5 separate regions of the Mus musculus genome follow, and regions 1, 2, 3 and 4 are each linked to region 5. The links are chromatin loops, found by intact Hi-C in ENCODE. Cell type or tissue: gastrocnemius. All regions are shown on one strand. Region 1 overlaps Eya2 (EYA transcriptional coactivator and phosphatase 2). Region 2 overlaps Sulf2 (sulfatase 2). Region 3 overlaps Sulf2 (sulfatase 2). Region 4 overlaps Sulf2 (sulfatase 2). Region 5 holds the start of Gm29679 (predicted gene, 29679).

The links. Peaks named below come from ENCODE experiments on the same cell type or tissue, not always from the same donor. Only the 100,000 strongest peaks of a DNase experiment are listed, where the experiment ranks them.
Region 1: a loop joins it to region 5, with 2.9 times the contacts of the local background. A loop is called at or near these places in 9 of 42 quality-filtered maps.
Region 2: it touches region 5 in a loop (10-fold over the local background); 24 of 42 quality-filtered maps call a loop at or near these places.
Region 3: a loop joins it to region 5, with 4 times the contacts of the local background. A loop is called at or near these places in 41 of 42 quality-filtered maps.
Region 4: a loop joins it to region 5, with 7 times the contacts of the local background. A loop is called at or near these places in 40 of 42 quality-filtered maps.

Annotation. Positions count from the first base shown.
Region 1 is chr2:165,767,232-165,772,231 of GRCm38, reverse strand. Eya2 (EYA transcriptional coactivator and phosphatase 2) reads right to left here. Exons shown (of 16, transcript NM_001271963.1): 15 at 2,907-3,007; 16 at 505-1,198. The coding sequence ends at 1,118. Among named protein-coding and RNA genes, the nearest start is that of Gm29993, 38 kb to the right of the region's middle. In gastrocnemius, no CTCF peak of the experiment used is centred here; a DNase peak (open chromatin) is centred at 2,661.
Region 2 is chr2:166,105,591-166,110,590 of GRCm38, reverse strand. All of the region lies in intron 3 of Sulf2 (sulfatase 2), which reads left to right. Among named protein-coding and RNA genes, the nearest start is that of Gm52534, 12 kb to the left of the region's middle. In gastrocnemius, a CTCF peak has its summit at 2,080 (motif pointing left); DNase peaks (open chromatin) are centred at 2,075 and 3,775.
Region 3 is chr2:166,089,718-166,094,717 of GRCm38, reverse strand. It overlaps Sulf2 (sulfatase 2), which reads left to right. Exons shown (of 21, transcript NM_028072.5): 4 at 89-240; 5 at 1,094-1,263. Among named protein-coding and RNA genes, the nearest start is that of Gm52534, 28 kb to the left of the region's middle. In gastrocnemius, no CTCF peak of the experiment used is centred here; no DNase peak of the experiment used is centred here.
Region 4 is chr2:166,082,047-166,087,046 of GRCm38, reverse strand. Sulf2 (sulfatase 2) reads left to right here. Exons shown (of 21, transcript NM_028072.5): 7 at 1-61; 8 at 1,236-1,364; 9 at 2,605-2,661; 10 at 3,062-3,191; 11 at 4,263-4,473. Among named protein-coding and RNA genes, the nearest start is that of Gm52534, 36 kb to the left of the region's middle. In gastrocnemius, CTCF peaks have their summits at 1,884 (motif pointing left) and 4,656 (motif pointing right); DNase peaks (open chromatin) are centred at 1,895 and 4,652; H3K27ac peaks cover 80 bases.
Region 5 is chr2:166,562,109-166,567,108 of GRCm38, reverse strand. It overlaps Prex1 (phosphatidylinositol-3,4,5-trisphosphate-dependent Rac exchange factor 1), which reads left to right. Exons shown (of 40, transcript NM_177782.3): 40 at 1-764. It overlaps Gm29679 (predicted gene, 29679), which reads right to left and starts at 2,587. Exons shown (of 2, transcript NR_152154.1): 1 at 2,259-2,587; 2 at 1-2,168. In gastrocnemius, CTCF peaks have their summits at 1,426 (motif pointing left), 2,412 (motif pointing right) and 3,017 (motif pointing right); DNase peaks (open chromatin) are centred at 2,429 and 3,019; H3K4me3 peaks cover 286 bases.

The DNA of each region.
Region 1 (5,000 bases), 790 kb after region 5:
GCCACCGCTTGCTTACCCCGTTGAGTGTGACCTAACATCTTTGTGACCAGCAGTTGAAACCTCTTGGAATACATTGACTTAACAAATCATTGGCTTTCACCAACCCGAAGGCTAAGCTAAGCATCTGAGGCCGGTGGCAGAGGTCGCCTAACTCGGCTGTAACCGACCCACCTGATACTCCTGCGGATGCTTTTTAAAAAAACGTCCGAACTTATGACCGTCTTTGATCTGTTGTGATGAGTCTTCATGAATCTGTCACTATACAGGAGAGTGGAATTCGGGGTAACCTAACATATTCTCCCGACTCATGGCTACTTGTATTTATTTGGCTGTAGAACAAACTACCTGTATGTCCTTTGAGGTAAGAGCCCTGTGTTTTGTTTTGCTTTAAATGACAACATCTCTAAATCCAGCTTCCCGGAGAGAACATGGCTCAGGTTTGGCCCAGGAGATACAGGTACCGTGTGCTGCCGGTGACACCCCTCCCCACTTCACTGAAGCCAGTACAAGTTCAAAATGGATTTTTATTATTTTTGCAACTTGAAAAGCTAGCACGTGGAAGCCTAAACAACGGGCAAAGGTCACCACACTCTTCCGAAGTAAAATGTAAACGTGGTTTTTATTGAATGCCTTTATCCATCATGGCCGAGTACCCTTGCCTTCCCAGAGTCCCCCTCTCCTACAACACAAGATGGCGGCATAAGGCACGCACACTGTCCACATGACATCGGGCTTCCCCACAGCCCCACACCACCTCCCTTGCCAATGCCCAGAGAATGATTGTCTCTGAAACACAAACTGGGTACTCACCACCCGAAACCAGACCTACAGCCGAGAAACGACAACACAGGGACCCGTGGGTAATGGGAGTAACGGGTGCAGTCCATAAATTAAAAAGGAGAACAAGACGAGCTGGGGCGCCCTCATTTGGGTCTCTGGGTTTCATATCAGAGTCCGACTCTCCGTCCCCAAGGGAAGAAGACACTTCTGAAATGGCTGTGGAACATGTCCCCTAGGTATAGGGCCCCTAGCTAGTTTCTGGTGTCTAGGGCCCTCATGGTATGAGATGACAGGGGCCTGGCTGGTGGGTGGCAGGCGGTGGCTGCGTCCCGCACTGCTATAGATACTCCAGTTCCAGGGCATGCCTTAGAGCCTCCAGGTCAGCATGACAGGATATCCTCCAGAAAGGCATGTTGTGCTAAAGACAAAAAGCAGACAGTTACACATGCTCAGACAAGGTGCCCAGCCAGACTAGAGGGTCCCCAACCACGTCGGCAGGCCCCTGTGCACCCAGCAACCCCAGGGAGGCCTGAACTCTCTGCTCTCTCAGGGCACGCAAGGCAAAATCCTCAGGCAGGTGTTAGTAAAACATCACACAGGAAGCAGAGCGAGGCAGCCTCTGTTTGGGTGGCAGTAGGTGGGTGTCAGGGGTGCTGGCTCTCTCTCTCTCTCTCTCTCTCTGAGACAGAGTCTCTCATTGAACCCAGAGCTCATCTAGACTGGGCTCCATCTTTCTCTACCCCTGATATCCCCCCCCTTTTTTTTTAAAGGGGGGAGGGAGAAAATTATTTATTTTATGTACAGCATATAAGTACACTGTAGCTGTCTTCAGACACCCCAGAAGAGGCCATCAGATCTCATTACAGATGGTTGTGAGCCACCATGTGAGCTGGGAATCGAACTCTTGACCTCTGGAAGAGCAGTCAATGCTCTTCACCACTGAGCCATCTCTCCAGCCCCCCTGTGTGGCACATTAAAAGTTAGAAATATACACTTCGAAAAGAATAACTCCTGCAGCCCTTCTGATATCTGGGCAGCTCTTTGGTCTTCCCTGTGGCCACTCAGTCCTGACCTGCTGTGGCAGCGCCTCTATAGATACTCTCAGCTCATTTCCTGTCAGAACACATTCGCCCCACTCCTGGCTTGCCTCGCTAACCCCTGTTTTCCACTCTCTGCTACACAGAGAGAGAGAGAGAGCTCTTGCCACTCCCTGTCAGGTCAGGCATGTTGTGGTCCCCTGGCTGTGCCCGGCTGAGTGGTGAGGACAGGCTCTTTTGTCTAGAATGGTGAATGGCAGAAAGTAGATGCTCAGCTAGCATAACCCTCATGCTGGCTGGAGCACCTAATGCCATGAAAGGAGGGAAGTGGAGGGAGACTGTGGCAGCTGCCAGCCACAGACCAGAGCACCTAGGTGAGGTGGGTGGGTGGGCCAGGCCTGAAGTCATTTTGTTAGGGAGAGGACTAACTGTGGGCAGCCTCCTGGGTGCCTGGCCTTCTCTGAGCTTTCCCTCTGAGACCCTAAACACATTTGCATCTTTTTGGGACTTGTTAAATGGCAGCAAAGGGAAAAACGCACATTCCTGAATTAAGCTTCATAACATTAACTAGGAGCTGGCCTGGCCTTGGGGTGGGGGTGGGCGCTCTCTGGGGTGCTGTTGACAGGGCCAGATCCAGGGTCCGGGCAGCTGGTTCTTTTCCAAGAGGTCCCTGAGCTCTGCTGGAGGCCGAGACCTCAGCTGTGGGATTGTCTTTTCATTAGCCTAATGCTGCCTTTATTAGCAGGGAAGAGTTCTTGGAACCTGCCGCCTCCGCCTTCGAGCATGACATAAAATGCCCTGCACATGCATGTGCACTGGTTCTGCTGGTCCACAGTGTCCCAGGGGTCTGGAACCCGGCCAGGCTGCCAGGGGCAGTGGCCAGGGCCACAAGGAGGATTTGTGAGAGGAAATTACTCAGGATGCTCAGGGATCTGCAAATGGGAGCAGCCTTGGAGAGCAGAGCCTGAGACAAGGCACAAGGCTGGGGGGTGGGAGGCAGGGGGGGGGAACGCACGGGGGGGTTTGGGGGGTGGGGGGGCGCGGGTAGGGGAAGAGCAGTAGGCACGCTGCACAGAGAGGTCCCGTTACCTTTTTGGCTCCTTGCTCTTCCTCTACCCCGTCGCCTATCACAATGTAGACAGCTTTGCGGCCAAACCTCTGCATGATTCTTTCGAAGCAGCTCTCCTTGCCTGCGTGGAGATGGGAGGAAGGAAGGAGACTATGGCTGGGAGAGCCCGCAAGTGGTGGGACAGTGTGGGTGGCAGCTGTCCAGGGAAGGAGATCCAGGGCAACCACTGCCACCCTTTCATTCCCCCCCCCCCCCCCCAGCGAGCTCAGCACTGTCATTAGTTCTACAGGAAGTGGCCAACTCCAACCACCCAGATAATTTGAGCAGCTTGTCCCCAGAAAGAGGCTGAGCAGGGCAGAAAGCAGGCCCCTGTCTATCTCCGGTGCTGCTATTTGGGCCTTGGTATCTCACTCTAACAGAGGACTCGGTCTTGCTCCACAGATTTGCTCCACAGTACTGCAAACCCAGACCCCAAATGCACAATGGCAGACATTTTTTTTTTTTAACCATGGCCAAGTGTGGTGGTGCAGGCCTGCCATCCCAGCTACCTGAGGGGCTGAGGCAGGATTTGAAACCCAAGTTTAAAGCCTGCCTGGGGTAAAAGGGGGCTCAAGGCCAGCAGAGCCAACTTAGTGAGACCTGATCTCAAAATAAGAAGTAAAAACAGGACTGGGGTGTAGCCCAGGGACAGAACGTTTGTCTAGAGTGATCGAAGCCCTAGGTTCAATTCCCAGAACCACAGAAAATAATTATATTCTTATTTTGCCCCAGTAAGAAATTTAGGAAGGAAAAATGACTTAGCTGGTAAGAATGCTTGTTGGGCCGAACGTGGTGGCGTACGCCTTTAATCCCAGCACTCGGGAGGCAGAGGCAGGCAGATTTCTGAGTTTGAGGCCAGCGTGGTCTACAGAGTGAGTTCCAGGACAGCCAGGGCTACACAGAAAAACCCTGTCTCGAAATAAAAAAAAAAAAATGCTTGTTGGGTAAGTATGAGGACCTGAGTTCAGATCCCAGTATCTATGTAACAAACTGGAAGGGTCCCTGTACACATACACGCACACACACACACAGACACACACAGACACACACATGCACACACACACATGTGCACACACACGTGTGCACACACACACACACACACACACACATGCATGCATACACACAGGAATCCAATGCAGGCAGGCAGGATAGCTAGGGCTTGCTGGTTGCCAGCGCAGCCTAAATAAACAAGAAACAAATAAGTTCAAGGCCCAAGTTTGGGGAGACATTCTGATTCAAAATGGAGGAAGAGGGAGAGTGAAAAAGGTGGTCCTCTATATCCCCAGGCCTCTGCCTGTGCAGGCATGTGCATGTCCATGCACACATACGTGAACATATGTCACATACATCACACTCACACGCACAAAATAAAAGAATGAGATTTAAAAATAACTAAGGCTAAAGCCATCTCAACTAACTAGAATTTGTGAGTGTGTGTGGGGTGTACACATGTCTGCTCGTGTGAGTGTGCACAGGTGCACATACCCACGCAGGTGCTGCAGAGGTCAGAGGTCAATGTCAGAGGCCTTCCTAAATGTCTCTCTGTTGTTTGAGACAGGGTCTCTCATTGAACCCAAGTTCTGCAGTTCATCTAGGCTGGCTGTGTGTGCCTGCTCAGTGTGGGGGTTACAAACATGTACAGTCATGCCTCGCTTTTTTTTTTTTCTTTCTTTTTTGAGACAGGCTCTCACTATATAACTGCCCTACACCACTATAGCTGTCCTGGAACTTGCTATGTAGACCAGGCTGGCCTTGAACTCATAGAGGTCCACTTGCTTCTGCTCCTGAGTGCTGGGATTATTCACACACTACCATACCCAGCCATGCCCAGCTTTGTGAGGTGGGTATTGGGCCTCAGCTCAGGTCTCATGGTGTACATTTAGTGCTCTACCCACCAAGCCGTCTCCCCAGACCTAGGTTTGTTTTTATTCTGGCACATTTGGCTTGCAAGAATAAAAAGTGAGCCTTCCCATGAGAGAAAGAAAGCCATCACTCCTTGGTATTCTCAAGGAACTCAGCAAGGCGCTGAGAGTAGTCAGGACTGGTGCTTCCTGTACTTCAAGTCTAATCACATT
Region 2 (5,000 bases), 460 kb after region 5:
AAGTCTGAGGCTAGCCTCGGCTACCTGAGACCGTTTGACACTGTGGTTCTCAACCTTTCATACACTGTGACATTCTAATACAGTTCCTCATGCCGTGGTGACCCCCAACCATAAAATTATTTTGTTGCTATTTCATAACTGTGATTTTGCTACTGTTAGGGATTGTCATGTAAATATTTGGGAGGTAAAGGTTTGGTAAAGGGGTCTCAACCTATACATGGGTTGGGAGACCCTCTGATCTAAAACAAAATGGCTCCGGTAGTTAGGAGCGGTTGACACTCTTGCAAAGGGACTGGCTTTGGGTCTCAGCACTCACCGGGTGGCTCATAATCCCCTGTGACTCCAGTTCCAGAGAATCCAGGGCCCTCTCTGGCTCCATGTGCACCAAGCATCCATGCAGTGCACGTCTATACATATAGATCACAGATGCACATAAAATTAATCTTTTTTTAAGTCCCCAAATCTCCTTAAGCCCTTAGTCTCTAGCCTTTCAATGCTTTTAAGATTTACATAAGTGAGTCACCCAGGCCCTCGCTCTAACATTACTTGTGACTGTGAGCTGGGACGCTTCCCTGATGCTCAGTTTCCCTTCTCTACAGCAGTGTTACGATGTGGATAAGTTGCCCAGTGCCCATAATATGCATCACCCCAAGGACGGTGTGACCAGGTCCCACAAATTCATGCAGTGAAAGTCCTTGGGAGGGAGAGGAAGCGTGGGGGCTGGGAGACCGTTCTGTCTGCAGAGCCATCAATAAACGAGGAGTTTCTTCCCCGGGACCCACAGAAAAGGCCAGGCATGGCAGCTACTGCCTCTCACGAGCCCTGGAGAGACAGAGACAAGAGAGTCCTTGGGAATCACTAGCCGGCCAGCCTAGCCAGTTGGGGGGCTTCCGGTTCAGTAAGAGATGGCTTGAACACTAAGGTAGAGAGGCAAGCAAGATGCCTCAGCAGGTAAAGGTGCTTGCCGCCAAGCCTGATGAGATGGGCTGCAGAACCCACCCAGTAGAAAGAGAGAACCAACTCCTGCAAGTTGTCCTCTGGTCTCCACACATATGCTGCACCCACGCACCCCCACAAACACACACACATACACACACACAGATAAATAAATATATATTTTTAAAAAGTTACCAACTGTTGGAGAGGGGGGCTGGATGATTGAGGAAGATACTGGATATTCCTCCACACTCCCATGTACAAGTATCCTTACATACATGTACATACATGAATACATATGTATGCATGCACACGCCACACACAAATAAGGAAAAGTGGAGTAAGCATAGGTGTGTGTCCTCAGTCCCCTGAGGATGAGGTATGGGGGTGGGGAGGTCCAGGTGTCCGTCTGATCCCTGACTGTCCCTCAGCCTCGCTCAGCCACACACAGGTTCCCGAGAACTGCAGAGACCCAGAGCCACAACCCAGGAGCTTAAAGCAGGAGGTGCTTCTCCTCTGACATCCCAAATCGGCTGTCCCCAGGGGACTTCTGTTCCAGCCTCCTCAGCTCTCCATATCCCAGGCTCCCCAGGCTCTGCCTCTCTCTCCTCGTGGCTCTCAGATCCAGGCATCTGTGTCCAGATTTCCCCGTTGACAGCACTGGCCTGCAGTTCCCCCTGACCCGATCGATGTAAGCTTCTTTTAACTTCTTTTAACTTGATCACAGAAGCTAGGGCTCAGATAAGGTCACACACTGTGCAGGTACCAGGATCAGAGTGGGTATCTGGAGAGTCACGATATGGCTCATGTGTTCAACCCCCCACCTGTCACTGTCCTCCCTTCCAGAGCCACCCTCAGGCCTGACTTCAGTAGACATGGGACAGAAGAAAGGCTTCAGTGCCCAAAACCTCATGTTTTGTTTGATGTTTGAAACAAGGTCTTCTTAGGTAACCAGGCGGCCCTTGAACTTGCAATGCCCCTGCTAGTACCTCCCCAGTGCTGGGACCACAGCTCCATGCCTGCCTACTGGGTTTTAACTCTGCAAACAGGAGGCTAACTCACACCAACTCATGGGAGGGAGGGCCTCTTAGGCTTCAGACCACTTAATTGCAAGCCTTTTTCTCAAGGAAGCACAGCGCCCCCTATGGGCCAAATCCATGAACACAGTGATACAGGATGCTGGCTGTATCCTGAATGAAGCAAGGGACTTTGGTGGACGCTCTGCAGTCCACATGCCTTCTACACTACCCTCCAAGTCATTCGTGTGTGGGGGGATTATTTTATGCTTATTGTTCTGAGTATTGAATCTGAGTCTATTTTCTATATAAATAAGGAAGGGGTTTTTTTTGTTGTTGTTGTGGGTGGTGGTTGGTTGGTTTTAGGTTTTTGGCAGTTATAAATGTGCTCAGTTTCCTAGCATTAGATCTGACAGGAAAGCTGTTATAATTGAATGTGAAACTTTTCCAAGAGATTCCTTATTTCTGAAAATTCTGTCCCTGATGGCAGGGGCAACCAGTATTTGAATTGCAAATACCAAGCGCCCACCAGCCTGCGCTGGGAACCAGCAGCCTCCCAGGGAATCTGTCTCCTTGCTGGCACCTGACTGCCACCTCATGTCTCCTTGACGGATGTGCCAGAGACGTTTCCGGTTGAAGCCTCCCTTTGTTATAAATCTCCCAGCTTTTATTTTTCTTGAAGATTGCTGTTCTAATGTTCTTTCAACTTTGGGAGATGACTGGCATAGGAAATTATTTTTCGACTGTGAATTCCTTTTGGGAGGAAATACGGCAAACTCATTATTATAGGAAAGGGCCATTGGTGAGATACCTCTGAGAGCAGCTCCGAGGGGTCTGATATGTCACGCTCCCTGAGGTAATGGGAATTTCCTATAGTTGATGGATCCTCCAGTCCTGCTGTAAAGGCTGCTGTGGATTGTCTGCCCCTCTGCCCCACCCTTCTGCACGTCTGCAGTTGAGAGGGCAGAGGGCTGGGAAGATGGCTTAGTGGGGAAGCCAACAAGGACCAGGCCCGATCCCCAGCATCCTGGTAAAAGGCGGGGTACGAATGCCCATCTGTAACCCAGTCTCCAAAGAAGATGAAATCCCTGGAACAAGCTGGTAGAACTGGTGAAGTCGGGGTTCATGTGGGAGACCCTACCTCAGCATATAAGGTGGAGAATAATCCAAAAAGATATCTGACATTAGCCTATGCTAATGCTCACACACACACACACACACACACACACACACACACACCAAAGGGATGCACACACACACACAGCCCACACCACACACACTCACCACACACACACACACACACACACACACAGGAATGCACACACATACACATATACTCCATACCACACACACACACACCACCACACACAGACACTACACTACACACACACACTACCCCACGCCTGCACAATACACCACATACACACATAATACCACACACAAACACCACAGGCATACATACACACATTAAAAGGAAAGGGCCAACAGTATAGCTCAGTCGGGAGAGCACTCGCCCAGCACACAGGAAGCCATGGGTTTAATCCACATCACTTCATAAAGGTGTGGGGGTGCACACCTATAATCCAAGCATTGGAAAGCTGAGGCAGGTTTGAGAGTTCAAGGCCAGTTTGTCCTGATAGTGAATCAACAGGCCATAGAGCCTCTCCCTGATGCTAGCTAGCCTCCCTCCCAGCTAACGAGGTTTTCTGGAAATGAATGGACTCTGTCATTTGCTACAGCTGCCTGAGTCTGGCAGGGGAGGCTGAAGCCTGCATTCAGTTAGAAACTCAAGCAACCCCCTCCAGGTCCCCTGCACCCACTGCCCAGCCTTGGCCTGATGCCCTGGGGTCCTCTGCAACCCAAGCTCTCTCCATAGCAACAGTCCCACTCGGAACAAGCAGGTAGGAAAAAGGAGCCTAGAAAGGGCTCAGCCCTCAGTCCTTGTGAGCTGCCTGGCCCTTCTTTCCCCTGGTGACTAGCCAACCACCCCTACTCCCCAAAGAGGACAACAGGGGGTGCCTTGAAAAGCTGCACTCTGATTGAAACCCTCCCCTGGCTGTTCTGAGTTCCTGAGATAAACCCACAGCTCCTTCTATCGGGCTCACCTGTTCACGTCTCTCCTGCCTCTGGCTCTTCTGTTCCATTCATACGCGGGCCACTGACCCTCTCTGTGGTACGGTCATCCCTGCCCTGGCACCTTAGTACTTGCTTCTGTATAAAACACACTTCACCCACTCCCCTGCTGTGGAGAACTTTCCAGATCCATCCTCACTCTTCCCTGGGGAGTCAGTTACCACTCCCTACCCAGTCCCAGTTATACAAAGATGAGTACTTGAACACCTGCCAGGCAGAGACAGAAAACAGGCATCCACCACTGAAACCTAGTGGTGGTGGGGCTGGGGATGTGGCTCCGTCGGGAGCTGTGTGGAGGGCTCTGGATTTAGCCCTCGGCACCTCATAAACCAGGCATGCTGGCACATGCTGGACTCTCAGGATTCAGAAGGGAGAGGCCGGAGGATCGCAAGTTCAAGGTCATTCTTAGTGGCACAGCTATTTCCAGAACAGACCGGGCTGCAAGGTGCCCTGACTGAAAAAAGCGAGGGAGGGAGAGAGGGAGGAAGGGCAGGCAGCAGAGATCTCTCTTAACTAGGGAGGCTGCTTTTCGGCAGCCTCTGACCCTCTGCATCACCGCCATCTTCCTCTGCCTCACTTACCTCTCACATGTCAGCATCCGGAATGTAACCAAATGTAGCGAGTTGATTTATCTTGTGCTTTGGCAGTTCACCATTCAAACACAAAGAGAGCCCTACCGTAACCGTGAGAGAGGCAGCCTTAAGTGAAACAGAGCCACCGGCAGTTCTCAAAAGCTCTCGGCCTAGCCTGAGTGGGACTCGGGAGGTTTATTTAACATACTTCCACCCCTGCCTCCTCAGCCCAGACGGTTTGTCTGCCAAAAACCTGAAGACTTCAGGCCTGTGGCCTCTCACACGTAATAGCTATAGCAGCCTGGACTTTGTCCTTTGTCCACCTTCTTTTGTGGCTCAGATC
Region 3 (5,000 bases), 470 kb after region 5:
AACACTCAAGTCAGTCAGCATCACTGAGGGTTGCCAAGGCCAGGGCTGGCTGCTCTCTTGCTCACCTCTGATCGCCGATCTCTTCCAGCTTTCTTCGGAAAATACCTCAATGAGTACAACGGCTCATACGTGCCGCCCGGCTGGAAGGAGTGGGTCGGCCTACTTAAGAACTCCCGCTTTTATAACTACACACTCTGCCGGAATGGGGTGAAGGAGAAACATGGCTCAGACTACTCCACGGTAAGCTGTGCACCCCCAGGCCCCACCACCGCCTCCCGAGCCAGGGGAACCCTACTCGTAGCTCACCCTGTGGCCTTGGAGAGGATGCTCGTGCCTAATTAGATGTGTGGCCTTGAGCATCGTCCAGTGCTGCTTCTCAGGTTCCCCATCGCTCCACTGCTAGAGTTAACTCAGATGCCACCTCCCGAAAGAGGCCCCCTCACTGTTCCAGCTAAATGACGTCCCCAAGCCCAGTTTCTGGAGTCTGAACTCCAACATTCAACAGTGACCCAGAACACCTTGATTTCTCTGTACCTTCGTCTCTAAGGAGGGATTGTTACCATGTCCATTCTCAGAGGACCATAAACACTCAATTGTGGTATCGTTATTCTTTTGCTGCCCCTCCCGCCATGTTCCCGACTCTCTCCTGCTCTCTTTTCCTTCGCCAAACCTCGAGTGTTGTTTCTTTTGTTTCTGTGATACCCTGACAAAAGCAATGCCTACATGCCGGGGCTGTTCCGTTCCCCTGTCTGTCTGTTCAGGCCAGGATTCCAGCCAAGGGAATGGCGCCACCCACAGTGGGCAAGTTTTCCCACCTCATTTAAAGCAATGAGGATAATCCCCTCCACAGAGGTGGCCAAGTCAGTCTCCCAGGTGATCCTGGGTCTTGTAAAGGTGACAGTGGACACTGACTGTCATGGCAGCTGTGTGTTGTGCTTGCCTCTCTGCTCTCTCCTGCCATCACCTCCTTAAGGACAGTGACCAAACCATGGTCATACCCCTGTCCCTGATGCCCAGCACAGTGGGTGGCACCTAGGGAGCACTCGGTATAAATCTCCCGGTCCTCACCATCCTCCCATTTCTCCCGCCCCAGGATTACCTCACGGATCTCATCACCAATGACAGTGTGAGCTTCTTCCGAACATCCAAGAAGATGTACCCACACAGGCCCGTGCTCATGGTCATCAGCCACGCGGCTCCCCATGGCCCCGAGGACTCAGCACCCCAGTACTCACGGCTCTTCCCCAATGCGTCCCAGCACATGTAAGCCTCAGCCTCCACTGGGGGTGGGAGGGTCCGTCAGGGCTTAGGGACAATGGGACATCAGCAATGTAGTTGAACCTTCCTTAAAACATTCCTGGTTAAAGGGCCCAAAAGCTACCATGCCAGCACTTGAGAGGTCCGCCCAGGAGGGTCAAGAGTACAAGGCCAGCCTCAGCTATGTAGACAGTTGAGGCTAGCCTGGGCTATATGAGATGCTGTTTCAAAAAACAAATAGACATCAAGAGCAGGGAAAGGGGAAGCTATGTGGGGAGATGGTTCCGTTGCTAAGGCACACAAAGATCCTGGGAGACCGGCTGCTTATCAGGTGCAGCTCTGCGGCACAGACCAGCCAGCCTGTCCCTAGCCCCTGGCAGATGCCTTCTGGCTGGGATTCATCTCCTCCCACTCAGAAGCTCAGCATATCCCCTGTGAGCCTGTGTTTATGTCCGACGGAGCCTGTACAAAGTGTCTGAGAGGGGGAACTTAGGAGAGATTGACTTTTGTTCCCAGTTCAAGGATCCAGCCCATGATGGCTGGGAGGGCATGGTGGCCAGAGCAGGAGGCAGCTGGTCACATTGCATCTGCAGTCAGGACACAGAGATGAATGCTGACACTTTTATCCATCTGTCCGGGACCCTAGTCTATGGGGTGGTATTTCCCACATCCGGGCAGGTTCCTACCTCTTGAACCACCCTCACAGTCCTTAGGTGACGGCAAGTCCAGCCTGGGTGCCAACAAACACCATCACAGGGTCCACGGCTACACCAGCTACTGGCCGTGGAAAACCTCAGATCTTCATGGTGACCCTGGTGTACCAGTTCTCTGTTGCCACATAGCAAGTGACTCCAAAGTTTAACACCATTGAACAAACAGCAAACACACATCAGCTCATGACCCTGTGCTAGGAGCCTGGGTCAGTGAGCTGACGTCCTGACCCCGATCTTACTTCTAGCTGTATGGGCCTCTCCATCTTCAATCCAGAAAGAGAAAGAGGCAAAGATGGAAGCAACCATCCCATCTCCCTGCACAGGGCACACACCTCACTGTGCCATCAGAGAAGCCTGCATAGGAGTGTGAAGATCAAAAGAGGGTCATTAAGGCCACCTTTGATGCTGTCTCACTTAGTGTCCCCATTTTACAGACGAGGAAACACAGAGGTCACCCAGCTTCGATACCACAGAACCTGGATTCAAACCCAGCCCCCACCCAGGCTTCCCACCTCACCGCCACCCCGTTAGCTAGTACAGCTTTCTAGAAGATATTCTGGCTTTTCTCGGCCTCAGACTATACCTCAGGCTCAGCAGTGACACTCAGCAGCCCTTGCTGTGACATTCTGGGGTAGCAAGGACAGGGTAATTTGGACTCCTCCTTAATATCCAGGGTGTTTAATTTTCATTACGGTCAGAATGCGCCACCCTCCCCTCCCCCGGCTCAGCTCTAATGACTTCCTGACAGTGTGCCACCCTTGGAGGGATTACAGGGTATGTTAGCCTTCTGACCCCTGGACTTCTGGGAGGAGCAGACAGGAGATAATGAACCACATTTGGGGAGCAGTGGGCTACCCTCACCCTGAGAGCCCCATAGAGTGTCTGTCTGCCTGGCTGCCCTCACCCATTGCCCTCTACCCTCCTTCCCAGAGAGAGAGGCCAACAGTGCTCCATCCTGGGCCAAGTTCCTACCAGAGGGGTGTGACATGTGACACTGCCTGCTCCTGTACTGTCCCTTTGAAATGAAATTACAGACTCTGACAATGAATAGCAAGGGGCTTGCTTGTCCAGAGACTCTCCAGGCCACTATGGTGGCTCTGGGAGGCTCCTGCCCCTGGAAGACAGTGGCTCCTAACAGTTCTGCAGGATGGTAGCTGGTCCAGGAGAGGAAAATGGTGGCGTGCAGGGCCTTCTGGTAGGCATCTCTCCCTCACCAAGCCAGCCTGATCCATGCCCCTGGAGCAGACTTTTCGTGCTGTAACAAACATTACTGAGCTCATGACAGCCCTGCTCACTTCCCTCTGTCCTCCCAGTATGCCACACCCATGCAGACACGCTTTCAGATGCTGAAATATAGACGCGTAGGAACGTGGGGCACATAGCACATATACACAAACATACATGTTCAGACACATGCATGGGCACGTATAGATCCATGTACATGGCACATATATAGAGACACACCATACACATGCAGATAAATACAACAGTCACAAAAGAACTCACACAGAGACAAACACAGGTAAACGCAGTCAGACACACACCACCAAAACAACCACATGCACACACAAACACACAAGCACAAAGATACACAGAGCCATACATGACTAGGTGAACATACAGCTACAAAAGCTCACAGACCCGCACAGACATGTGCACATACACCTGGCAGCCCTCAGCACTTCTTCCAGCATGTGATATCTGGGAGCAAGACCTCCCAAGACCTGTGAAGACAGGGGCTGTGATGACATCACAGCCTGCTACTCTGAGGCTCATGGTATAAGGGGTCCCACTGGACGATATGAAGGAGGTCACCTCTGTGCATCACCTCGGGTAAGGAAAAGGGGTGGCCAACTGAAGGATCTTTGGGGACACCCAGACACTCTTCAGGTATTTGAGGAGCCCAGCCTGGGCCAGGTGACTAGCTGGCTGGCCCAGGTCCTGAGTTAGGACGCAGCTCTCTAGCTTCTGATTCCATAGTCTCCCAGAGTGAAAGGCTGACAGGAGTCACTCACTGGCTCCCATGGTCACCCTCCACACAAGAGCCTGCCAGACAGGCCTCCTAGTGAAGTCAAGGATAGCTATTGTATCCTGGTGTCTAAGCTGGGTCACAGGGAGTGACTTCCTCATAGTCCAGAAGACAGTGTGGCTCCACCACTACACAGGCAGCCCCGGCAGCCCCTTCTAGCTCCCTGAGACAAGGAGGCATGCTTCCAAGAATGTTCTACACACAGGTCATGCCCTAGGCCAGCCGCAAGGGACACGGGCATTTCTCATAATCAAAGACCATGTGTGCAGGGAGGGATTTAGCAGCAGGAAGCGGCCCAGAGCTGGGGAGCCTTGAGGCCCTGGCTTCCCCACAAGCACACAGTAGCAGTTTCCTAACTGTTGGACTGCTGCAAGCTACCATGGTGCCATCTCTGTACAAGACCTTTTGACATGTGACAGAGTACCGAGGTCCCTAGGTAGGGCCAGTGCCCAAGCTGGTACCAGGGAGAGCACTGGCTGTTCTGACAAGAAAACCCGCCCCTCCTCTGCCTCACACAGCCTCCCATCCCCCTCCTGACTCCACTCTGATTAGCCTGTCTGTCTCGAGCAAGAAACAACTCAACTGTTGGCTGTAATTTCAGCTTACTGGGGTAGGGGGTGGAACCTGAGGGGACTGGGTGCTCACATTTTGAGACCCAGTGGATGGCAGAGTGATGCCCTCTTCCGGTGGGTTAGGTTCAGATTTACAGTTTGTGTTTTTTTGTTTTGTTTTGGTTTTTGTTTTGTTTTGTTTTGTTTTGTTTTTTGTTTTTGTTTTCCCCAGAGAAGGTGTCCCTCTCTGTTCAAGCAAGCCTTGAACTCCTGATCTTCCCCACTTAGTTCAAAGAGCGACCCAATCACAACTGGAAGAATAATTGTGACAAAGAATCAAAAAACATGTCTTGTGTCCCAAAGGTGGACATTCTTGGAATGCGTGGGCCCTGCAGGCACAACTGTGACATACTTAATTTTTACACCTATTTCTTGCTGTCTCAAACCAAG
Region 4 (5,000 bases), 480 kb after region 5:
ATGAATTCGACATCAGAGTCCCGTTCTACGTGAGGGGCCCCAACGTGGAAGCTGGCTCTCTGTAAGTGTGTCTCCTGTGCCCGTACCCCAGGTCCCAGGCTCACGGGGAGACCTTGGACTCTGCTTGGTCTGAAACTCAGCACAGGTCCAATCCACGCCTCTCAGGGGCAAGATTCTAGAACAGTTGTACCAGCCATTGTGTCGGCCAGGGTGGACTCCGAGGAGGGTCATACCCTTCTGAGGCGGAAGCCAGGAGCTATGACTCCCATGAAAAACAGCGAGGCGGGGTTCCGTGCCAGGAAATGCCAGAGCCTGGGTGTTGCCAGCTCATGGGAAGGTTCTTTGATTCCCACCCCGTCTGGGCAGTCACTGGTCTGGTGGCTGTTGAGGAAGAGATCTCAGACTTAAGCAGAGAGCCATTGTCCACTGGGCCTGCTCCTGGTGGCAACACCGAGTAAGCTGTCTGCCGTCTGCTCTTTCCTCAAGGACCGTGTGGGCCATGGCCTTAGCCGTTCTCCTTGGCCTAACCTTTGAAGTGGCAACCGGAAACAGAACCGCTTAGAGGAGGCAGAGTTGAATGAAAGGCTGGCAATCGCGGCCGCCTCATCTCTGTAGCAGCTGGGGGGCTGGGGGAGGGGGGGTCAAAGTCCAGTCAGGTATATCCAGAGGGAGGACTGGGACTTGCACAGCCCATCTTCCACGCCAGCAAGGGAGAGAGGCAGGAGGATACCGCCAGTGAGACCGCTGAACATCTGTCCACAGAACAGCTGGAGCGCCAACCCATCCCTCATAGTCTTTGCCGGGCCCCTCTCACATGGGTGGCTACTGAGTGGATCACCCTAATGTGATCCCAGGAGTGGGGTCCCCAAGCCTATGGGGCTTGTCACCAGACTCCTTGTTAAGAGCTAAAAGCGACACACGGCTGCCTCGAGGAAAATCATTCTGGGTCGAGTATAACAGGTGCTCAGAGGCCAGACTGTGCGTGCCCAGCCAGCAAGAACCAACAAGAGGGCGGGCATGAACCCTAGAGGCAGAGGAGGATAGTATTAGGGCATGTAACCTTGACAGTGCAGCACCGGACGGTCCGGCTGGAACTGGCCTCCCTACGGGTCAGAGTGTCAGGATGGAAGCTCTCTCATTTGCAGATGTCCCTCCCTCTTCACCTCCAGATGCCTCTGTCCCAAGCTAAGCTGCCACCCAGGTGGCCAAGTTTCCACTCCCTCTCTGTTCCCCAGGAACCCCCACATTGTCCTCAACATTGACCTGGCCCCCACCATACTGGATATCGCTGGACTGGACATCCCTGCAGACATGGACGGGAAGTCTATTCTCAAACTACTGGACTCAGAGCGGCCAGTGAACCGGTGAGAAGGAGCAAGAGAGACCCAGGGAAGGAGGCTCCCTAGCCAGGGGGAACTCAACCACGGGGAACTGGGAAGGCCACTGGAATCAGGATCTAGGTGCCCCCCACTAACCCATGAGAGATTGAAGGACCAGCCCTCTCTGGGATTCTATCCTCCCATTTGGAGCTAAGGACCTTCCAAAGCTAAAAGGATGAAAAGCCCAAAGTTAACAGTAGCACTGTGCTGTGCCCCGGGCACTCCAGCACGTTGGCCCTCATAGTAACCCAGTAAAGGAAAGTTGTGTTCTCTGAATCCTAGAGAGATAGAGGATAACCAAGAAGTCAGACTCTTCGTCACAATGGCTATGACTTTTGTGGCCCTATTGATGGGTGGTGGGACTGACCGGGAGTGTGTTCCAGGTGTCCTGGGTGGCTGAAGGAAGCAGCAATGAAATGGGGAAAACAAAACAAGGAAGGTGGAAAGGAAGGTGGCTAGAGATGAGGAACCAGAAAGGCAGGAGCGACCCCTTGTGGTCAACAGTGAAACTGCCCCCTGGATAACAGATCTTTCTGTGAGCCTCTCCTAGACTTTCCTCCCAGGGGGCCCAGCCCTGAGATCTACAGGTGGCTGGTGGCCCTGTAAGGTCGGTACATCTTCCAACGAAGGGGGCTGGAAGGGTCTAAAATGGACACATGCAGAGTGTAGGGGCACAGGACACTTGAGAATCGGGGACCACAAGGGGTCGCTCCTGCCTTTCTGGTTCCTCATCTCTAGCCACCTTCCTTTCCACCTTCCTTTCTGTTTTTTTTTTTTTGTTTTTTTTTTTCCCCCATTTCATTGCTGCTTCCTTCAGCCACCCAGGACACCTGGAACACACTCCCGGTCAGTCCCACCACCCATCAATAGGGCCACAAAAGTCATAGCCATTGTGACGAAGAGTCTGACTTCTTGGTTATCTCATAGATCAGGAGAAATGACCCCCTGCAGGCACTCATTAGCCCAGAACTGGGCTCCTGAGAGACTCCAAAACTCACACACAAACACACACACACACGTGCAAATGCCCATGTAACTGTACCCATTTCAACCACAAAGAGGCATTCAGAACACATCTTGGAGAAGCAGCCCTGTCCCTGGGGTGTGGAAACCTTTCCAGTGTCACTCAATGACTGCCACTTGGCCCAGGGTATGGAGAACCTGTGGACAGGGCTGGGGACACGGGAACCCGGCAGACAGGATGCTGGACCTGCTTGTTTTCTAGGTTCCACTTGAAAAAGAAGCTGAGGGTCTGGCGAGACTCCTTCCTGGTGGAGAGAGGGTGAGTGCCGGCCGGGCAGGAAGACCCCCATGAGGAGTGGTCACAAGACTGTGGGAGGCTGAATAGTGCTGTGCTAGTGACTGGGTGACTCAGAGCTGTGTCCAAATTCCCTGTCACAATTGGGTGGCTCATGCAGAATTCGAATCTGGAGGCCACATGTCCCCATTCAACATACTTGGCAGAGCCTGTACGATGTCATCACTGTTCATTTAATCCTAACTCAGGCCATCTGGGATAGACAGCTCCTGTAGACTTCCCATTAAAACCCAGGTGCTCTCAAGCCACCAGCCACCCATCCTCCACAGTAGGTCTCCACAGAGCTATGCAGGGCCGGCAGCCTAGGCAAGCACAAGTTGCCCCAGGGCTCCACCCAGTTCAACCAGCCCCGCATCTCCCTCAGCAAACTGCTCCACAAGAGGGAGGGTGACAAAGTGAATGCCCAGGAGGAGAACTTCCTGCCCAAGTACCAGCGCGTGAAGGACCTGTGTCAGCGAGCTGAGTACCAGACAGCATGCGAACAGCTGGGGCAGGTGAGGAGATGGCGGATCTTCTGGGTCCTCTGGGGTGTGGTTGCCATGGTTACATGGGAGGCTCTGGTCCCTGTCAGGGTAGCAGTGTCCTCTGGGTGTGTGACCTTGCACTCCTCATGTGGGAAAACACCAGCAGGCAGGCTCAGGTGGCAAACAGCATTCATTGCCTCCCAGCTGACTTGTGTGGTATAACTCTCTGCGGCTGGCTTCCGTTTATAGGGGGATTAGGAAATAGCTTTCAAGATTTTTTTTTTAAAAGGACATTGATTGCAAAAGAGACGCTAAGTAAACATATAACCCTGGTAGTATCCAGGGAGAGAAAGAGCCGGCGTCTGGAGGAGGCCTTTCCAAGGTGAGCTATAGAGATTGGGGAGGGATAGTTAGCCGGGCATGAGCCTCAGAGGGCAGGGAGACAGGAGGAGAGGAGTGAGAGATGAGGGAGAGATGTGGGCATGTGGAACGAACAGAAGTTGGGGGGGGGGGATGGCCCAAACCAAGGGGAGCGAGGACAGCAAGGAGCTGTGACATCGCAGACTCTGGCCACCGGGTGAGTGGACTGGTAAGGAGAGGGCAGGGTGAACCAGACCTTGAGAAGTAGTCAAGGACACTGGGCTACTATCCCAGCTCCAGCACACCTCCAGTTCCCCCCAGCCCGGGCTATGTCTGGGGCGAGGCTCTCTTCCTCTTAGTGCTTTCTCTCAGAGTGGAGATCGTGACATAGCTCTTTCATGCCAAAGTTTGAGTTGCACTGAAAGCCGCATCCATGAGCACTGGAAGAGAATGGGGGAGGGAGGCTGAGGAAGAGCAGGGATTAGACCAGGTATTAGCAGCTCAGATCCAAGGGAGGCTGACCAACCACCATGAGGACATAACTTTAGGCAGACAGGGGCTGTATTGGTGAACGCCATGGTAGGTCCAGCTAAGTGTGGACAGGAGGGAGAAACAGGCAGTCGGAGTTGGCACGGGTGTGGCATTTGCCAAGCTGAGCGTGGGCAGGAGGAGAGGTAGGTGTGGCAAACAGGATGGTGGGGATGGGGGGGGTGACACCTGAAGCCCTGCTGTGTCCCACAGAAGTGGCAGTGTGTGGAGGACGCTTCTGGGACGCTGAAGCTGCACAAATGTAAAGGCCCCATGCGGTTTGGTGGCGGCGGTGGCAGCAGAGCCCTCTCCAACCTGGTGCCCAAGTATGACGGCCAGAGCAGCGAGGCCTGCAGCTGTGACAGTGGCGGTGGAGGGGACTACAAACTGGGCCTGGCTGGACGCCGTAAGCTCTTTAAGAAAAGTAAGTGTCACCAGCCTGCCCAAAGTTGAGAGGATGAGCAGCCATGGCTCTGGCTGGGCCATGTGAACTTTCAAACAACTCCACAGGTGCTCGCTCCAGGCCTGCAGGTGATCCTAGGAGCTAGGGACACAGCCAAAGCCCTCACACAAGCTCCAATTCAAGAGGGCAGCAGTGCTGGGACAGGCCACTAGGGGGCAGTATGGACATGGACCAAAGGCAGGCAATGGAGCCAACTGGGCCCTGTAGGCTTGGTGTCGCCTTCTGGGGGGGGGTGGGGGGAGTAGGATGGGGCTCTAATCTGGAGCAGGCGGAAATGATAAGGTCAACGGGTTCTCAAACCTCCCTCAAATGACCACTCTAATGGTGAGAGCAGCAGACAGACAGCTGAGGGACTGACAAGAAGCCAAGTGGCATGTTTGGGCCTTAATGTCCAAAGAGGTCTAGTTATGACTTGAAGGAAAAGCCATCAGAGCATACTGACCACGTGCTTCCACAGTCCACACTGGCAGATCCCCCTGCTCCCAAAA
Region 5 (5,000 bases):
CCCCCTCCCCGTAACGTTTTTGTCATTATGTCTTTGACGCTTTAAATTTCAGAGAAGAGTATATTGCCTAATGGGACCAACATAAAGTAGTTATCAACAACTTTATTCAGCTCTACTAAAAAACAAAAGGAACTAAATTATTGAAAAGGTTTAAGAGGTCATTATTTCCGTGTTAAAATCTAAAGGCTGTGAGATGTGCCTCACAGGCTTCACTGCTCCTTCCCCTGCCTCAGCACCCGCGAGTCCGGCCCACGTTGGACTTGGTTGTGTCAACGACTGGACCAGAGTTTGAGAGGTGCTCAGTTGTGGCTTAGGGCCGGGCTGCGTGTTCTTTATTTTGATGTCATCATCTCAGAACAGGGTCAGAGAACCGGAGAGATAGGAACCTGTTGTCCTACCTTCTGAGTCGGCGGCTGCACGTGGGGACCCCTGGGCTGTTTGTCCTCCAGCTTCTGAACATCTATAGGGAACCGCTGGCATGTAGGAGCGGGAAGGGCATGCCTTCTCACCTATAAGGCTGTAAGGCTGGGTTTGGGAGTATGGTCCCCTCGGTCCCTCGGGGCCACCTTTCTCTTGGTATCGGGCCATCTTTGTTGATGTGTTTTGTTCATCCAGAGAACCAGGGCCCCTGTTAACCCTGCTGAGGGGGACGGGGAAGGGCCCCGAGGGCCAGGGCAGCATACCTGGTTTATTTTAAATGTACAGATTCTTTTCATTAAATTCATGATAGATTTTTTATTATTATTAAAGTCGGTATATAATACAAATAAGGTGTGGCCTGCTTGTTTGGTGGTGAGTGTCACCAGATGGGTTCCAGCTCAGACAACTACATGAACGTGGCTTAGATTCTGGCTGTGGGTGCCTCAATTCCCTCCTGAGGCATGAGAGCCAGCTCCCATCAGAGGTCATGTATTGAATTCCAACCATATTTTGGATTCTAAGCTCTCAAATTTGTTGTTGACCGTAGAGAAATGTGTTTGTTATTTTTCTAGACGTGTCCTGCCCTGTCCTGAGGTTTTCTATGTGTTCAGGAGTCAGGGTCCACAGAGTGCCAACTGTCTGCCCCAGTGTCTGAGACCATTGCATCTGAGTAAACGCGGAGCTTAAAATCCTCACTTCCGACCTGGGTGTTTGTGGCGCATGCCTTTAATCCCAGCACTTGGGAGGCAGAGGCAGGTGGATTTCTGAGTTCGAGGCCAGCCTGGTCTACAAAGTGAGTTCCAGGACAGCCAGGGCTACACAGAGAAACCCTGTCTCGAACAAAACAAAACAAACAAACAAACAAAGTCCTCACTCACAGCCTGGAGAGACGGCTCAGCAGTAAGAACACTGACTGCTCTTCCAGAGGCCCCTCGTGGCAGCTCACAACCATCTGTAACTCCTGCTCCAGGGCCTCAGACGCCCTCTTGTGGTCTCTGTGGACAGCAGGCACACACATGGTATACAATGTAGGCAAGACACTCACATACATACAGAAAAGTAGACAAGTCTTTAAAAGTGCAGCAAGGCCTGGAATCCAAGCTGGCCACAAGCATGCCCATCATAACGGATGCCATACAGCCAGCCAGAGCATCCTGAGCACACAGGCCTGGGCCCAGGTGGGTCCCACACAGTTTGTGGGTGTTCATCTGCTTGGGCCAAGATGGACTTCATGGATTGCTGGGGTTTGTAGGTCCAGCCCAGCCAGCTGCTTCTTGGGCTAAGTTTGATGTGCAGGCCGTGGCCAGCCCTGGGTGACCTCCTCCTTCCGTTCCTCCTCATTTTCTCCCTCCTCTTCTTTCTCTCTTCCCTCATTTCCCACATACAGGAAAACACCGACACTTCTGTCCATTTCTCACGAGTCCCTCATAGTCCCCACCCGTCCCTTGTCTATTCGAAACACCGCTGGGTCTCTGTGGAAAGGTAGCCTTGCCTCTCAATTCTGGTTTCAAACAACAGTACTGATCTCTTTAAGGGCTTCTTTGAGGGTTTCAGGGCAGGGAGGGGAATCTTCTGGGTCATGTGGATTCCAGATGTGCGCAGTTGGAGTTGCCAGGAGTCTCTGAGATGTCCACAAGAATCCTGCCCCGGGGTCTGCAGAGAGAAGGTCCCCCAGAAATGATTCGGGGAGACTGGAGGCAGGGTGTCTGACTTTGAGCCAGTGCTGTCCTTGGATCTGGTGAGAAGACCTGGGAACATAAATTGCACACTTGACCCTACCGGGTGCAGGTGTCTGTGTTCCGTCTGGTGGGACTTTCAAGCCGAGGGGAAGGGCTTACCTTATGACTTCTGAGGCTAGAGTTCTTGCCTCTGTCCCCTGATCCTACAGCCCCTGTGCTTGCCCGAAGGAATGTCACTACCTCTCTCAGAGGCTCAGTTTCCTTCACGACAGCCTGGCCCTGAAGTAACTTTCTGAAGGCATGTAGAGCCCAGCCTGTCCAGCAGAGGGCACCAGGGACCGCGGATTGCCCAGAGGTAGCAGTTGCCTGGTAGGGTCCTTCCTAGGGGCTTCAGACACAGTTTGGCCACAGGTGCCCTCATTGAGGACAACGCCTGCCTGCAGGGGTGGCTGAGGCTAGGCTGTTTGGATAAGCGGCCAGGCTGAAAGGCCGAATGACGTATAAGCGTCTTTTCGTTAGTTTCTCAACGGTTTTTCTTAGGTCTCTCTCTCTCTCTCTCTCTCTCTCTCTCTCTCTCTCTCTCTCTCTCTCTCTGGTCATTATTTTTGATTCTGTCCTCCCCTCCCCCCGCGCCCCTCCCCCCCCGCGCCCTTTCTGGGTTTTCTTTGCCTTGTGCTGGGTCTCTGGGCGTGATTTTGGGTGTTTGTTTGTTTGTTTGTTTGTTTTTCTGTTCTTTCCTCTTCTGTTCCCTTCTCTCCTTTGCCCTTCGTCTTTCTTCCATTTGGATCCAGGAGAACACAGGAAACCCTTGTCACCCACAGAGGTGCTTGTGGGGGGTGTGGCCGCTAAACCATGCTTACTGTCTTCCCCCAATTCCCCCACTTACCACTGGAACCATTTAGAACTATGACCACCAGGTGGCGCTGTGGGCAAGGCTGTCTTGAGAGGGAGCCCCTGCCTGCTTCAGAGTTAAGAGGCAAGGCAGAGGGGTAGTGGGGGCCAGGGGGTGTTCAGGAGTCACTTGAAGGTAGAAACTGCCCACATGCGTATGTCCCGACGCCTTTGAAGAACCAGTTGTGACATTCAGACCTGACACAGTGCTCAGTGACTTGGTGACACTCTTACCACTCTACAGAGGGGGAAAAAAAAAACCCACTCAGTTGGCTTAAGGGTCAGATGAGTAGTTCCAGATGCAGTTCCCAGTCAGAGGCAGGGGCATTACATATGACAAACAGGAGCCACCAAAGCCATTGGATTTTTTTGTTGTTGTTGTTTTTTGTTTTGTTTTTGTTTTTGTTTTTTGTTTTTTGTTTTTTCGAGACAGGGTTTCTCTGTGTAGCCCTGGCTGTCCTGGAACTCACTCTGTAGACCAGGTTGGCCTCGAACTCAGAAATCCGCCTGCCTCTGCCTCCCAAGTGCTGGGATTAAATGCTTGCGCCACCACCGCCCGGTGCCATTGGGTTTTATGGACTCTCTTTCAGATATGCCACAGGAGGGCCTGGCTTTATTCTGGGAACCCAAGCAGCAGAGAAGAAAGTGGAGAAGAAAGAACTGAACGGGCCTGAGCTCATCACTGGGAAGAGAAAGTGACTTTGTTAGTGTGAGCTCTGCTTCTACGCGTTCAAGGGTGACTGCTAGTCTTAGCAGCATCTTGATTGGATCTGGGGTCAACTAAGAGATGCGTTTGGGTGGATGGGTGAAAGTGTTTTCCCGAAGGACTAGCAGATGGGGGAGGAGGGAGGCCATCCCCCGGAACGGATGGCACCTTCCAGGATGGCCCAGATATGAAGAGTTCTGAAGGAAAGGCAACACTAATTATCTTACTTAAGATTTCTGTGCGGTGATGAAACACCAGGACCAAAAAGCACGTTGGGGAAGAAAGGGTTTATTGGGCTTACACTTCCACAGTGCTGTTCATCACCAAAGGAAGTCAGGGCAGGACCTCAAACAGGGCAAGAACCTGGAGACAGGAGGTGATGCAGGGGCCATGGAGGGGTGCTGCTTACCGGCTTGATTTTCTTGGCTTGTTCTGTCTGCTTTCTTAGAACCTAGGATCACCAGCCCAGAGATGGCACTACCCACAATGGGCTGACACCCCCCCCCCCATTGATCACTAATTAAGAAAATGCCTTACAGCTCGATCTCAAGGAGGCATTTCCTCAAGTGAGGCTCCTAACTTTCTGATTAGCTTTTGTCGAGTTGACACACAAAACCAGCCCATACATTGCTTTAGCCTGTCCTCACTCACTCTTCACTGATGAGTGCATCTACCCAGATGCTGCTGCCGCCGCCGCCGCCACCATCCTTCACTGAGATCAGAACCTAGGTCCTTTGGCCTTCCAATCAATTCCAGATCGATGCCCAGCTTCTCTCTGGGAATCCTCCAGGTCTTTGGGACCAGGCTGAGGCATCCAGCCTCACTACTGAGTAGCTAGCAGGTTCGGAGCCTCTCCCAACAGCTACGGTTGGACTCAGTCCTGTGTAAGTCAATCCAATTGGTAAATCCCTTTGTGACATATATTCGTTCTGTAGGCTTTTCTCTGAAGAACCCTGAAGGACAGTGTGGGACACTCCTTCCCATATGGCCTCTTGCTCTGACTTCATTATATTTATTCCTCTGTGTGTGTGTGTGTGTGTGCGCGCGCACGTGCGTGCGTGCATGTGCGTGCATGTGCACACACACGTGTGGGAGTCAGTTCTTTCCTCTTACTTGTGAGTCCTGGAAGATTGGACTCTGATTGTCAGGCTTGGAGGCGAGTGCCTTTACCCGCTGAGCTGTCTCGCCTGTCTGCATACCTGCAGTTTTAGTTTGCTCTGGGACCCACAAAAGCCGACATTGGTCTCAGACAGAGGCAGAAGCCAGTCACAGGGCCCTGCCTCTCTGGCGATGACTGGTAGCCA